2 separate regions of the Homo sapiens genome follow, and region 1 is linked to region 2. The links are chromatin loops, found by intact Hi-C in ENCODE. Cell type or tissue: MCF 10A. All regions are shown on one strand.

Region 1 (2,500 bases), 210 kb before region 2:
TAGATCATGGTCTAGAAAATGTGATGAGGCAATTTAACCTAATGGATTTGCAACTAATAATATTAATGGCTTTCAGTAGAGTGATTGGTGGGTGGGGGAAAGCCTAATTCTCATCATCTTTTGAATGTGATATCTGCTTTGAGATAACTTCAGAGTTTTAAAAAAAGCCTGCTTTATTTGTTTATTGAAGACTTTCCTTGTCAAAAGCTTCTCTACTCAATGAATATAATATTTTGGGGGAAGTGGGAGAGAAATGAGATGTTATTCTGGCCTTTCAGTTTTCCAGAATACCTGGCATAGTTAAGGAAGAATGAGAGGAAGGGCTTCAGAACATCCGGGCACCTTCCAGAGATGGGAACCAAACTGTAGGTGGGCTGAGTGACTACTAATTGCCACAAGGCTAGAGAGAAGAGGCACTTTCAGCCTTCTTCAATAAGTTATCTAATCTGTGAAATATTTTCCCAGCAACCACAAGACTGATAAAGTAAATTAGTTAATATGTTGTCATTAGGCTGAGACATGGGACAGCCAGGAAGGTGGGGATAGGGCAGAGTGCAGAGGTAACGCGCTTTCAATGAGCTGATCGAAAAGAGCCTGGATTTCAGAACGTTGAATCCTAGGAGCTGGATTGGCTGAGAGTGGAGGGGTCGTATCTGTGGACCTGGTGCAAATGTGAAGACACAGCATCAACATACTTAGATGACTTCATGTCATATGTCTGTTGTTTAATTTTTCTGAAGTAAAAGTGTTGCACTTAAACTTGAAGACAGTAGGGGCCAAATTGGCTGGAACTTGCAGGGCTTCAAAGGATAATGTTAAGAACTTGGCATTATTTGAAAATGCTTACAAAGGCCCTAGGGCTTTTTTAGGACATTAAAAAAACCCGTAAAACAAAAACAAAGGCCAACTTTAACATATATATGTTAAACATATATATTAAGCATATGTATATTAAACATATATAGTTATATAATATGTATGTATTATCTATGTTAAACATATATGTTAAGCATATACAATACATATATATGTATTATATAATACTTTAACATGTCAAGCATATATAATGTATAATATGTATTATACATTATATATGTTAAAAGTTGGCCTTTGTTTTTGTTTTATGGTTTTTTAATATATATGTTTATGGTGTGTATATATATGTTTATGTATATATATGTTTATGTATATATATGTTTATGTACATATAATGTATATATATGTTTATGTTTTTATATACATATATGTGAATTGTTAATTTGGCCTGAGATGCAGATATTGTTAAGCTTCAAAAGAACAACCAAACCCCAAGCTAAGTTCCTTAGGTCTTTCATTTTCCCTAGAAAAAAAAGGCACAGTCTTCAGTTTAGGACTGGGAATATTCACCTCACCCTTCGGATTAAGCTGGAGTCAGCCAGAAAGGAAAGGTGTGACTCAGTGATTTGGTGACTCAAAGAGAAGTTGTGCTTGCCATCTGGCGCTCCGAGGGGAGGTGAGGCCTCTGTCCACACCCTGCTCGTCACTGGCCACTCCTCAGCCACAGCCTCTTGTCCACTCAGACAGGCTCTCAGACTGTGCTTCATGTCCATGCCAAAGCATGGCTTGTGACATTTTATCTTCTGACATTTGATTTTGTCCCTTGTGAAGGGGATAGGTATGATTTTGAAGAATTAGTTTCACCATTCCCAGTTGCCTTTTTGGAGTGGAAAGAATTGAAAGTACAGACAGTCTGGTACTATTAACTTGAAGACACGACTTAGGCTCAGAAAGATTTGGCTTAATTCATGGCTTATTAGCTGTGTGACCTCAGGCAAACCACTTAACGTCTCTGTGTCACAGGTCCCTGTGTATAAAATTAGAGGTTTGCACCAGACGGATTCTAAGTTCCCCTCTGGCTCTAAAGATCCCGAGCCAAACCCAACAGGAGATATATTTTATTTTTATTTATTTATTTAGTTTGAGATGGAGTTTCGCTCTTGTTGCTCAGGCTGGAGTGCAATGGCATGATCTCGGCTCACTGCAACCTCTGCCTCCTGGGTTCAAGTGCTTCTCCTGCCTCAGTCTCCTGAGTAGCTGGGACTACAGACACGTACCACCTGGCTAATTTTTGTATTTTTGGTAGAGATGGGGTTTTGCCATGTTGTCCAGCTGGTCTCGAACTCCTGACCTCAGGGGATCTGCCTGCCGCGGCCTCCCAAAGTGCTGGGATTACAGGCATGAGCCACCATGCCTGGCCCCATAGGAGATACATTTTAGACCAACGGAGTCCTGCCCATTCCTGCCTTAATGGAAGACCCAGTTTTGCATCCTTAAGAGTAGCGAACAGTACCTGTGCAGGAGACAAAGGCTGGGGAAGGAAGGGATTCTAGTCTTCACTCTTGAAGAACATGAGGAACTTGTTAGAAAAGATGAGTTTTATACACCTTAATTTTTCTGGATTCCCAGGAACACTACATTTTTGACTGATCTTTGTACCTTCACTTTTTTTCACAGAATCAAT
Region 2 (2,500 bases):
GAAAGACGATGGCTCCAGAACTAAACATCACCCACAGTGATAAGAAGTTTCTGCTAGTCGCTCAGCACCTCATCAGTTCTTTCCATTTTTACAGAACGGTGTTCATGGGATGCCTGGGACCAAGGCTGCTTCAGATTCCAGACGCAATCCACCAGGGTTGCTGTAGAGACTGTAATTTGTTCAAAGGAAATCTAAATTAAATTAATCTAAAATACCATTTTCAGGTTTTCTGTTTCTTCCAGGCAGCAGCAAGAGTTTTGCTAAAGGCCCATAAAGTAAAGAGAATTGTTAAATAATATTCCCTTTGATAAAACAAAATTGTTCTTAGAAATGTTTGGAAATATTTATACCATATGTCTCTTAGATAAGATCACAAGTGTTAAGTAACGTGGTAACTTTTAGCAGGTTAACAATCACAGCTTAAATTTCATAAGATTTCTGGGTGACCTTTGTAACCCAGAATCAAAGCCTTTGGTATTTGCTTTGGCGTACTTCTAAACAATAGGCCCCATTAGCAATTTTCTCAGATATTCTCCAGTTTCATATCTGCAAGTGGTGATCAATTTTGTAAAAACATACATTAGCCATTAAATTGATATTTCCCTTTGGGAAGCATTTTAATAAACATTACATTTTCTCAAATAAGAGACCTTAGTTCTTTTATCATAATACTTTGGAGGGCCATTTATTGTGAAGGAAGAAAAAAAAATGAACGCTAGGATTTAGGTTTAAATACACATAATTTATCGGAACGATTCCAAGTCCACTTTGTGGAGATAGAGTTCCACGTGATACTTTGCAAATGTTTTGCTTAAGAGTTTATTTTTTATGTTTACGGATTGTCTCAGGTTATTATTTCTGAATCTAGTTTCTTTATTTTTCCAGGTCTATCACTAACTGGTAGTGTGATCTTGGGCATTTAGCTGAGTCTCTTGGGGCCTTATTTCTCAGATATCGTATGTTGCAGGAATTGACTACTTGGTCCTAAGATCTTTTCTAGCCTTGAAAGGCTTTGACACCATGGTCTCTAAGTTCAATTCTTGTCTTCCCCTAGCAGCAGTCCATTTGTTCCCAGGCACAAAGAACAGTTCAAAAGGAAACAGTACAAGTGTCGCCACCTATAGGTAGAAAATATATTACAGAAAAAGGATAATTTCATCCAGGTAGAGAATACCGTAAAAAATAGGAGTTCATTTTTACCCTTACAAATTCCAAACTCTACCCACAACAGTATTACCTGAATGTTTCTCTTTAATTTTCTTCTTCAATATTACTGTAAGTTTTCATCTATATTATAGCTGCATATTTAGCTTTATCTTCCTTATGCATATATAAAATATATGACCAATGGATCAAGATTTGACATTTTACAATGTATGAAGATTTTCATGACTTCAACATCACTAGCACTTTTATGAGCTACGTGGTTGTGCTCTTAATGTTAAAATTTCAGGTTAGGTACCTAAGAAGAAAAGGTGTGTATGAACCATCTGGAGGAAAGTTTGATACATTTTCCAATGGAAGATATTGTTGTAGCTTTATGGATTCAATTTTTAATGAAAACAAGCAAACAAAAATGATCCTAGTATTTCTAGCATTAAGATACAGTAGATAAATTAAAGCTCAGCTTCAACTCTTCTCCCTGCTTATGGCTAAGGGAAAATCTTCCTTCAAAGAAAAAAAGAACAATTAGAAGAAAAAAAAACTTTGATAAATTAAGAAACCATCTCCCAGATAAACTGACACTCCATATGCAGAGGAAACAATTTCCATATATGTTATAAGAAATGTGTTAAATCAACTAACATTGATATAACTTCAAGCAATTAGGAGACCGCTAATAATGATATGAGTCTTCAGCTGTAAATAATTATGCTGCCCCAAGGCTATGCTTTAATTCTTGGCTTGCTGTATCTATAAACAATAATCAAACTGCAAAGCAAGTTGTGTTGTTTTTGTTCACAGTTTGTGAAATGATTTTTATACCCTACAGTGATGCTGATGGCTATTTTGACCTTCAAGAACTCCGGCCCGTGAGGCTAAGAGCTAATGTGTACTTTCATCGATTTGAGTTGGAGGCACACAGCGGGTTATAGTGCCTGTTCTCCATGAGCTCAAAAGCTGCTATCGTCAATCAGTGTGCGATGTGAAAGGGGGCTTGCTGCTGAGACTCAATAAATGGGGACATTAGGAGGAAATGTTATAATTGCTGCTACCCACATCTTGTTAATGAGTAATGTACAGTTAGACACCATGCAATTGCAGCTAAACTGTTTATACAATTTATTCTTATGTTGCAACTAACATTTAACATAATGAAGTATCATAATTGCAGCCATTAAAGTCAAGATTAAGATTTGTTTAATTAGAATTAAGAAAATGTAAAATAGAAAACTACTTTCAAATGTTGGGTATACAGAATGTATCCAGTGGTATGCAGAGAAAAAACTTGTAGGAAGCCAGTAGTAGTCATTGTGCACATAAAATTGTTCGTTGGAGG

What was found. Hi-C counts contacts between places; a loop is a spot of excess contacts. Peaks named below come from ENCODE experiments on the same cell type or tissue, not always from the same donor. Only the 100,000 strongest peaks of a DNase experiment are listed, where the experiment ranks them.
Region 1: it touches region 2 in a loop (4-fold over the local background); 4 of 110 quality-filtered maps call a loop at or near these places.

What each region holds. Positions count from the first base shown.
Region 1 is chr6:10,236,827-10,239,326 of GRCh38, reverse strand. No RefSeq gene overlaps it. Among named protein-coding and RNA genes, the nearest start is that of TFAP2A-AS2, 170 kb to the left of the region's middle. In MCF 10A, no CTCF peak of the experiment used is centred here; a DNase peak (open chromatin) is centred at 1,466.
Region 2 is chr6:10,029,745-10,032,244 of GRCh38, reverse strand. It overlaps the pseudogene OFCC1. Among named protein-coding and RNA genes, the nearest start is that of TFAP2A-AS2, 370 kb to the left of the region's middle. In MCF 10A, a CTCF peak has its summit at 1,080 (motif pointing left); no DNase peak of the experiment used is centred here.